Linked DNA regions of Homo sapiens: region 2 is linked to region 1. A link is an interaction called in ENCODE POLR2A ChIA-PET data of the cell type or tissue named here. Cell type or tissue: OCI-LY7. All regions are shown on one strand. Each heading gives the region's core, and the rest is flanking DNA. Links, peaks and the distances in the headings are about the cores only.

Evidence for each region. Peaks named below come from ENCODE experiments on the same cell type or tissue, not always from the same donor. Only the 100,000 strongest peaks of a DNase experiment are listed, where the experiment ranks them.
Region 2: POLR2A ChIA-PET joins it to region 1 with 13 read pairs; 4 of 35 experiments call an interaction of 5 or more read pairs at or near these places.

The regions. Positions count from the first base shown.
Region 1 is chr7:74,584,848-74,590,214 of GRCh38, forward strand. GTF2IRD1 (GTF2I repeat domain containing 1) reads left to right here. Exons shown (of 27, transcript NM_005685.4): 23 at 5,004-5,081. Among named protein-coding and RNA genes, the nearest start is that of MIR10525, 8.4 kb to the right of the region's middle. RefSeq lists enhancers at 2,353-2,940, 2,941-3,527, 3,007-3,056, 3,077-3,236. In OCI-LY7, for the core only: no CTCF peak of the experiment used is centred there; a DNase peak (open chromatin) is centred at 2,764.
Region 2 is chr7:74,424,141-74,429,507 of GRCh38, forward strand. No RefSeq gene overlaps it. Among named protein-coding and RNA genes, the nearest start is that of GTF2IRD1, 27 kb to the right of the region's middle. In OCI-LY7, for the core only: no CTCF peak of the experiment used is centred there; no DNase peak of the experiment used is centred there.

The sequences.
Region 1 (5,367 bases), core at 50-5,049:
CTGGAGTACGATGGCGCGATCTTGGCTCTCTGTAACCTCCGCCTCCCAGGTTTAAGCGATTCTCCTGCCTCCGCCCCCGGAGTAGCTGGGATTACAGGCACCTGCCACCACGCCTGGCTAAATTTTGTACTTTTAGTTGAGACGGGGTTTCACCACGTTGGACAGGCTGGTCTCGAACTTCTGAGCTCAGGTGATCCACCCACCTCGGCCTCCCAAAGTGCTGGGATTACAGATGTGAGCCACCGCGCCCAGCCTGTTTGGTGTTTTTTTTTTTTTTTTTTTTGAGACGGAGTCTTGCTCTGTCGCCTAGGCTGGAGTGCAGTGGCGCAATCTCAGCTCACTGCAACCTCCACCTCCCAGTTCAAGGGATTCTCCTGCTTCAGCCTCCTGAGTAACTGGGATTACAGGCATGCACCACCACGCCCAGCTAATTTTTTGTATTTTTAGTAGAGACGGGGTTTCACCATGTTGGCCAGGCTGGTCTGGAACTCCTGACCTCAAGTGATCCACCTGCCTCGGCCTCTGAGAGTGCTGGGATTATAGGCGTGAGTCACCGTGCCCGGTCTGGGCCTCGTCTTTGAGAGGCCTGCTAAGCTTCTTTCTGTCCTGCAGGTTTCGTAGAGCTCTGACTTTGAGTCTCGCTCTGTCCCGACACAGGAGAAGACAGAGGTGTGGCATTGTGGGCTGAGAGCAACAGATTAGAGGAAACTATCTTAAAGATTAAGCCTTCTTTCTACAGCTACTGTAGGGGAGCCTGGGCATGGTGGTTCACGTCTGTAATCCCAGCACTTTGGGAGGCCGAGGTGGGCGAATCACCTGAGGCCAGGAGTTGGAGACCAGCCTGAGTAACATGGTGAAACCCCATCTCTACTAAAAATACAAAAATCAGCCAGGTGTGATGGTGGGTGCCTGTAATCCCAGATACTCGAGAGGCTGAGGCAGGAGAATCACTTGAACCCAGCAGGCAGAGGTTGCAGTGAGCCAAGATCGCACCACTGCACTCCAGTCCAGCCTGGGTGACAGAGCAAGACTCTTCCAAAAAAAAAAAGAAAAAGAAAGAAACTGTAGAGGAATCTGAGACCTCAGGAAACCCAGGGCTCATGGTAGAGTGGAAAGACCAGGGCTTTGGGGTTGACACAGAGTACTCCTGGTGCTTAGAGGCTGTGTGACCTTGGGCAAGTTTCTTTACCTCTCTGAGCCTCTGTGTCTTTGGCTGCAGTGTCTAGGAAAGCATCTGCACACAGTGATGTGTGTGATCCAGGCCATCCTTTCTCTGTTCTGTGCATGCATGGCCATGCCTGCTGAGAATCCTGCCACCAAAGATTCCTCAGTGGCATGGGGACAGATGGAATGTGCTGTTGCTTCCCTGCAGGCTCTAGGAGCTGGTCCTTGGGCCCAGGACTCCATCACTGTTGTCTGCATGGATTTGGACAAGGGTGGCCTTGATTCTTCCCACATCCTAGTCCTGAAAGGAAGGCCCGTGTTGGGTCACAGGAGAAGACGAGGGTTCTAGGGGATGTGGAGCGTGGGGTCTTTGTGTGGCTGAATTAGAGGCATTACTCCACGAGATAGGGACACGGGAGGAGGACGTTGTCTGGAATGGCTGATGTTTGCAGTGTCTCTGGGCACGCAGGGGGGCTGGCGGGCCGTGCCTGAAGACAGATCAGCAACTCAGAGATGTGCAGAGATTGCTGAGTGTGGGTGTGGACGGACCAGGCCAGGGACCTGCAGGGTTTGGGAGGACCTGAGGTGGTGGGTGTTGGAGCCCTGGGAAAAGGAGGAACCAGGCCAAGCAGGTGCCCAGCCTCTGTCCTGTGGGAAGCTCCCTGCTCTTTGGGGCAACCCCCACATGGGGAACAGGGCCTCCATTCTGGCAGCTTGCGCACGGGAGGCCAAGCCACCCAGACGGGGTCAGCAGACTCTAAGCAGCACAGAGCACCACGCCAGGAGATGCAGTTCCCAAGGCAGCCTCCTAAACAGAAGTGAGCTCTTCCCAGAGTTTTCAAGATTAAAAGAGCCAGACACAGTGGCTCACAACTGTAATCCCAGCACTTTCGGAGGCTGCGGACAGGAGGATCGCTTGAGCTTAGGAGTTCGAGAACAGCCTGTGCAACAGAGAGAGACTCTCTCTACAAAAAATTTTAAAAAAACTTAGTCTGGCATGGTGATTCATGCCTGGAGCCCCAGCTACTTGAGAGGCTGAGTGGGGAGGATTGCTTGAGCCAAAGAGTTCAAGGCTGCAGTGAGCTATGATGGCACCACTGTACTCCAACCTGGGAAACAGGGTGAGACCCTGTCTCAAAAAACAGGAGTCAGGCTGGGCACAGTGGCTCACGCCTGTAATCCCAGCACTTTGGGAGACCGAGGCAGGCAGATCACCTGAGCTCAGGAGTTTGAGACCACCCTGGCCAATATGGCAAAACCCCATCTCTACTAAATATACAAAAATTAACCGGACGTTGTGGCAGGCGCCTGTAGTCCCAGCTCTCAGGAGGCTGACGCAGGAGAATGGCTTGAACCTGGGAGGCAGAGGTTGCAGCGAACCGAGACCGTGCCACTGCACTCCAGCCTGGGCAACAGAGTGAGACTCTGTCTTGGAAAAACAAAAAGAAAAAAAAACAGGAGTCATTTTGCTCCAAAGACCCATCAGTCTGCTCTGCCCTGAATCATCCGGCCCTGGCTCCCTGCCTGCGTCTAGCTCCACCCCACAACATCTCACCCTTACCGAACCCGCCTGCCCCAAGAGGCCCAGCCCATGTGACCCCACGCTTCTCAGAGAGGAGATTTCCTGTTGGACATGCAAACCACCCTTCCTGCAATCCCAGCCCCGTCCTCAACCCTGGCACAAGCCCACAGGCTGCTGCAGAGCTCTGCCCCAGACCCCATCTCCAGCCCAACCCCCACTCAGCCTTACAGCCCAGCTCAGGCCCCATCTCCAGGGCTAACTGACTCCAGCAGCTCCTCTAGGCTACAGGGAGGGGAGAGCAGAGCACACCAGGGCTCAAGCAGCAGATAGGCCGTGACGGTTACCTGGGCAGTGAGCAGGGAGAATGCACGGCCCCCACACTCCCAGACACGGTCTGTTTCCCATTCACAGACCTTGGTCAGCGAGCGGTCAGGGGATTTCCAACAGCCCAGCACAGTGACACCGGCCCCTGTGCATGGACCCCACTAGGCCCATCAGTCATCTCCCCTGTACCACCCCAAAGTTCAGCCACTTCCAGGACATGGGATCTTTTTCTTTTTTTCTTTTCTTTTCTTTTTTTTTTTTTTTTTTGAGACGGAGTTTCGCTCTTGTTGCCCAGGCTGGAGTGCAGTGGCGCGATCTCAGCTCACTGCAACCTCCGCCTCCTGGGTTCAAGCAGTTCTCCTGTCTCAATCTCTTGAGTAGTTGGGATTACAGGTGCCCGCCACCACACTCGGCTAATTTTTGTATTTTTAGTAGAGACGGGGTTTCGCTATGTTGGCCAGGGTGGTCTCAAACTCCTGACCTCTGGTGATCTGCCAATCTCAGCCTCCCTCAGTGCTGGGGTTACAGGCGTGAGCCACCGCACCCAGCCAACACAAGATCTTTCACGCTTGAGTGCCTATGCATGGCTGGTCCTTCTGTCCTGGTGGCTTCCCACTGCCACTCCGTCCTTCACAAACTCCTACCTGCCTTTTTGGAGCCCATTTTTTGTTTGTTTGTTTGTTTTCATTTTTGTTTGAGACAGGTCTCTGTCTCCCGGGCTGGACTGCAGTGACGTGATCTCTGCTCACTGCAACCTCCACCTTCCAGGCTCAAGTGATTCTCCTACCTCACCCTCCTGAGTAGCTGGGACTACAGGTGCCCGCCACATGCCCAGCTAATCTTTTTGTATTTTTAGTACAGACGGGGTTTCACCATGTTGGCCAGAATGGTCTCGAACTCCTGGCCTCAAGTAATCTGCCTGCCTCTGCCTCCCAAAGTGCTGGGATTATAGGCATGAGCCACCATGTCAGGCCTTGAGAGCCCATTCAAGCATCCTTCTCTCTTGGGGGAGGTCTCCCCAGACTTGCCCACAGAGGGTGGGCACCCTCATTCATGCCCCTTGTCTCCTAAGTGTGTCCTGTTGTACTTTAGTGACCAGATGACACCCCCTCTGGCTGGGAGCCCCTCAGGGAAGCAGCCCTGCCTCTTCTCTTTAGGTTGTTTTGTGCCCAACACAGGGCCTGTGCTGGGGACACTGATAAAAAAATGTGGGATGGGCTGGCCACCGTGGCTCACATCTGTAATTCCTGAACTTTGGGAGGGCAAAGCAAGAGGATCACTTGAGGCCAGCAAGAGGATCACTTCAGCCTGGGAAACATAGCGAGACTCCATCTGTACAAAAACTTTAAAAAATTAGGCATGGTGGCACACATCTTTATTCCCAGCTACTCAGGAGGCTGAGGTGGGAGGATCACTTGAGCCTGGGAGTTGGAGGCTGCCGTGAGCTATCTATGATCCACTGCTGCCTTCCAGCCTGGGTGACAGAGCAAGACCGTGTCTCAAAAAAAGAAAAATGGATGGAGGGACAGACCAATAACTGATGCTAGAAACCAGCTGCAGCCAGGCACAGTGGCTCACACCTGTAATCCCAGCACTTTGGGAGGCTGAGGCGGGTGGATCACCTGAGCCAGGAGTTTGAGACCAGCCTGGGCAACATGGTGAAACCCCATCTCTACTAAAAATACAAAAATTAGCTGGGCATGGTGGCACGTGCCTGTGATCCCAGCTACTTGGGATGGTGAGGCAGGAGAATTCGCTTGAACCCAGAAGGCAGAGGTTGCAGTGAGCTGAGATCACGCCACTGCACTCCAGCCTGGGCAACAGAGCGAGACTCTGTCTCAAAAGGAAAAAAAAAAAAACAGCTATATAGGAGTGGGTCGGCCCTGCAGAGAATGTAATGTTTTGGCAGATCAGGGACGCCTGGTGGGAGAAGCAGCAGGTCCAGTGGCTAAGCTGGTGCCAACTCTCATGCCCCCTTGTCTTCCTCTTGTAGATGAAGATGACGCCAACAGACTCGGGGAGAAGGTGATCCTGCGGGAGCAGGTGAAGGAACTCTTCAACGAGAAATACGGTCAGTGCCTGTGGTCAGGGTCAGCACACCAAGCCCTCCTCCCGGGGGTGGTGGGGGGCCTCCCTCTGCAGCCAGCCTGGCTTTCAGGAGCCCCCAGCTGGCTGCCTGCTCCCTGGTGACATGGCTGCTCTGCCCATGACCCACGTTTTGTGTATGTTGATTTTTTTTTTTTAAACAGGGTCTCACTCTGTTGCCCAAGCTGGAGTACAGTGGCGTATCTCCGCTCACTGCAGCCTTCACCTCCTGGGCTTAGGTGATCCTCCTGCCTCAGCCTCCCAAGTAGCTG
Region 2 (5,367 bases), core at 238-5,237, 160 kb before region 1:
AATACAAAAATTAGCTGGGCATGGTGGTGGGTGCCTGTAATCCCAGCTACTCAGGAGGCTGAGGCAGGAGAATTACTTGAACCAGGGAGACGGAGGTTGCAGTGAGCCTAGACTGTGCCACTGCACTCCAGCCTGGCCGACAGAGTGAGACTCTGTCTCAAAAAAAACAAAAACAAACAATCATAAAGAGTGCGTTTATGAGCAGGTGAACTTTGGGGGCAGCTGGGGATGGGTCTGGCTGGGAATCCTCCATGAGGCTGGGGACGGGATGCCTCAGGCTTGTAGCTGGGATGTGTTTGGTTGGCAACTCCACCCCCCAGTGGTTGAGGTTCCCCCGGCATTCAGCCAGACTCCCTCCGAGAGAACAGATCTGTTTCCTCTGTGCCCAGGGTCTGCCACTGTGCCCTGCCCGAAGCAGGTGCTCTATGTGATGCTAGCGGAGACATGGACCTCAGAAGCAAAGTGACTTCAGATCCCCAGGTGCCTTATGGAGCACCAACAGTCACTTCAGCCCCACACAGGGAACTCCCGGGGAAGGAGTCGTGGGTCACATAGGGAAGACAACACAGTCCCTGCCCTCTGGGAGTGCCCAGCCCTGCTGAGGAAAGGTGACCTGTGTCAGCGCCCACTGGCCAGGCATCATGCCTGTGTCCAGCACATGTGGAGTTATTAAGGTCCCCCTATAATCTGTAATCCCAGCACTTTGGGAGGCTGAGATGGGAGGATCGCTTGAGTTCAGGAGTTTGACACCAGCCTGGGCAACATAGCAAGACCCTGTATCTAAATAATAATAATGATAATAATAATTTTTTTAAAAAAGGAAATGCAGGTATTCAGGGACAGCCAGTCCTGTTTGCCCAGCTCTGTGCCAGGCCACATATGGGACTAGGAGGCACAGGGGCTGAGAAAGAAAGGGACATGGCTGGGTGCAATGGCTTAAACCTGTCATCCAAGCACTTTGGGAGGCCAAAGTGAGAGGATCACTTGAGGCCTGGAGTTTGAGACCAGCCTGGGCAACATAGTGAGACCCGTATCTACAAAAAATAAAAAATTAGGTGTGCATGGTGATGTCCACCACTAGTCCCAGCTACTTGGGAGGCCGAGGTGGGAGGATCACTTGAACCTAGGAGGTCGAGGCTGCAGTGAGCTGAGATTGCACCACTGCACTACAGCCTGGGTGACAGAGCAAGACTTTGTCAAGAAAAAGAGAGAGAGAGAAGAAAAAAAAGAGGGAGGGAGGGAAAGAGGGAAGGAGGGAGGGAGGAAGAAGGAAGGAAGGGAGGAAAGGAAGGAAGGAAGGAAGGAAGGAAGTCCATCCTAACTCTTTTTTGTTTTTTTTCTTGAAACGGAGTCTCACTTTGTCACCCAGGCTGGAGTGCAGTGGCTCGATCTCAGCTCACTGCAAACTCCACCTCTCAAGTTCAAGCAATTCTTGTGCCTCAGCCTCCCGAGTAGCTGAGATTACAGGCATGCATCACCATGCCCAGCTGATTTTTTTTGTAGAGACGGGGTTTCACCATGTTGGCCAGGCTGGTCGCGAACTCCTGACCTCAAGCGATCTACCCGCCTCGGCCTCCCAAAGTGCTGGGATTACAGGAGTGAGCTGCCGTGCCCGGCAACTTCTTTTTTTTTTTTTCTTTTAATTGAGATGAGGGTCTCGCTATGTTGCCCAGGCTGGTCTGGAACTCCTGGGCTCAAGCAATCCTCCCACCTTGGCTTCCCAAAGTGCTGGGATTACAGGCGTGAGCCACTGCGCCCAGCCTCCATACTAACTCTTGATGAAGCCACAGTCCAGGGAGGGAGATGGGAGCTTCCTAGGAGAAGGGAACCATCTGAGAGGCTCAAGTCATGTGGTCAATGGAGACAGGAAGGGAGGAAGTAGCTCAGAGAAGCAAGAAATCTAGGATGACTTCCTGGAGGAGGCAGGTTGAGGCTGACATCTGGAGAACAGAATGGAAATGTTTCCTGGTGGCCCCAGCCCTCAGGGACCATGGCCCTGGCTTGCCCCACTTTTCCTCTTCTTGTACTCCCGTGAGGATCTGCTTTCCCCAAATACTCCAGGAGCTCGTAAAGCCTACATGATCCTGCTGTGTGAGATACAGGGACCAGGTCTAATTCCAGCACTGAAGCCCTGAATGGCCTTGGGCAAATGTCTCCCCTTCTCTGAGTCTCCATGTCCTCATCTGTTAAATGTGCTCATCATGCACTTTACCCTTACACATTTGTTGTGGGGCTAAGGAGATCATGTGTGGTTTCTGAGCCAGAAGTGAGCAAAGCTCTGTAGTGATCACACCACCCAGCCCCCTTAATTCACTGATAGGGAAACGGAGGCCCAGAGAGGCAAAGGTCACCGGGACAGCTACATCAACTTTCTTTTTTTTTTTTTTGAGACAGTGTCTCACTCTGTTGCCCCGGCTAGAGTACAGTGGCGCAATCTAGGCTCACTGCAACCTCTGCCTCCCAGGTTCAAGCAATTCTCCTGCCTCAGCCTCCTGAGTAGCTGGGACTACAGGCACGCACCACCACGCCTGGCTAATTTTTTTTGTATTTATAGTAGAGATGGGGTTTCGCCATATTGGCCAGGCTGGTCTCGAACTCCTGACCTCGTGATCCACCCACCTCAGTCTCCCAAAGTGCTGGGATTACAGGCGTGAGCCACCGCGCCTGGCTTTACATCATCTTTCAAGCCCTGGCTCAAAGGCCCTTTCTGGTGCCTCCAGGCCAAGCTGGTTGCTTCTGGCTTTGCTGTTTTTGTTTTTTTTTTTCTTTTTTGAGACAGAGTCTTGCTCTTTTGCCCAGGTGGGAGTGCAGTGGCGAGATCTCAGCTCACTGCACCCTCCACCTCCCGGGTTCAAGCAATTTTCCTGGGCTCAATCAGGCTCCACAAGCTGTGCCTGCGACTGAGCCTCCGGAACGAAGGGAGTGTGCCCTTCTCCTGAGAAGCTGGGTTTCTCCCAGGGTTGGTGGCGGGGAGGTGGGGGGGTCCCAACCTGGGGAGGTGGGGGTTGCTGTCTTCTTTGGCACCTCAGAAATGTTAATTGAGGGAAATTATGCAAAGGAGCCTGGATTGGAAATGCTCATTTGGACCTCAACAAGGTGGCTACGTTAAAAATAGCAAGAGGGGCTGGGCGCGGTGGCTCACGCCTGTAATCGCAGCACTTTGGGAGACAGAGGTGGGTGGATCGCTTGAACCTGGGAGTTCGAGACCAGCCTGGGCAAAACCCTGTCCCTCCTAAAAATTAGCTGGGCGTGGTGGTGCGTGCCTGTAATCCCAGCTATTCAGGAGGCTACTCAGGAGGCTGAGGCGGGAGAATCACTTGAATCCGGGAGGCAGAGGTTGCGGTGAGCTGAGATTGTGCCACTGTACTCCAGCCTGGGCAACAGAGCGAGACTCTGTCTCAAAAAAAAAAATGTCTAGAGGAAGGAGTTAAGTTTGGGATTGGAGAGAGGATGCCAGGCCCTTTGTCCTATGAGGTCCAGGCTCCTGGGCCCCTGAAGGGTCATCAGGCCTTGCAGCCTGAGCATGGACCCTGGCTCTAACAGTCTGTGACCCCCACTGCACTCCTGCCCGCTCTAGTTCCTGCGGTACGGCCCTTTCACATTGTGGACACCCAAGCAACAAATCTAACAATCAGATTGGTAGCTGACACCTGTAATCCCAGCACTTCGGGAGGATCACTTGAGCCCAGGAATTCAAGACCAGCCTGGGCAACAGAGACCCCCGGTCTCTACAAAATAAAATACAACAATTAGCCGGGTGTGGTAGTAAGTATGTGTATTCTCAGCTACTCGGGAGTCTGAGGCCAGAGGATCACTTGAGCCTAGGAGGTGGAGGCTTCAATGAGCTGAGATCACACCACTGCATCCAGCCCGGGTGACAGAACAAGGCCCTGTCTCATATAAAAATATTTAAAACATTTTTTTAATCAGATATGACCATGTCAATACTCTGTATATAACCTGCTAAGGCTCCCCATTGCCCTCAGGATAAAGCCAGGCCTCTTAGTCCTGCACTTAAGGCCTGTCCTGCTGGGTCTCTTAGTCTCATCTCCTACCACATCTCACTGTTACCAGGAGCTCCATCTGCCAGCACCTCCCTTCGGATCCCCCAGCCTCACCCTGACTCTGAGCCTTAGCACAGGCCATTCCTGCCGCCTAGAACATCAGCTCCTCTTTGTCACCAGAACAGCGACATCATCTTTCAAGCCCCGGCTCAAAGGCACTTTCTGATGTCTCCAGGCCAAGCTGGTTGCCTGGCTTTGGTTTTTTTTTTTTTTTTCTGTTGTTTTTTAGATGGAGTCTCGCTCTGTCACCCAGTCTGGAGTGCAGTGGTGCAGTCTTGGCTCACTGCAACCTCCACCTCCCGGGTTCAAGCAATTCTCCTGCCTCAGCCTCCCAAGTGGCTGGAATTACAGGCATGCACCACCATACCTGGCTAATTTATATATATATATATATATATATATATATATATATATATTTATTTATTTATTTATTTTGAGACAGAGTCTCACTCTGTCACCCAGGCTAGAGTGCAGTGGCGCTATCTCGGCTCACTGCAACTTCTGCCTCCCGGGTTCAAGTGACTCTCCTGCCTCAGCCTGCCGAGTAGCTGGGATCACAGGCATGCACCACCATGCCCAGCTAATTATTTTTTATTTTATATACATATATATTTTGTATTTTTAGTAGAAACAGGTTTTCACCATGTTGGCCAAGCTGGTGTCGAACACCCGACCTCAAGTGATTCACCCACCTCGGCCTCCCAAGATGTGGGGATTACAGATGTGAGCCACTGCGCCTGCCCTGGGTTTGCTGTTTCTCCAGCACCTTCCAGAGGCTTCTCCTGTAGCACATGCTCTTGGGATTTAGGTGTCTGTGGGTTTGGATGTCTTAGACTACGTGTTCCCTGAGGTCAGAAGCTGTGTTCAGAACATCACTGGACCTAGCCCAGCTGAGAACCAGCTCCTCCATCCTGCCCAATGTCTGGGGCATCTGATGGCAAATGACCCCAGGGCTGCCTCCCTGTGCCCTGCCCTGCACCTCCCCTTCAGAGACAACTGAACCAGGCCCTGGTGACTTGCCCCCCCGCCCCTGCCCACACCTCATCCTGTCCTCAAGGGCACTTGGGGGACGGGAGGGACGTGTGGAGGGAGGCTGGTTATTAATTAAAAACCAAGTCATGCACAGATCCTGCTTCATTCCAATAAAAACCGTCAAGGGTATTAATTACCAGATCTGGCGATAGACGCGGGTTAGGTTTACTCAGGCCCGGTAAGGATGCTGGTGGCCAGAATATCAATGAGCACCCGGGCTCCTCGGCTCTGGGCCCTGGGCTGAGCACGGGCTGGGCAGGCGCGGGGCACC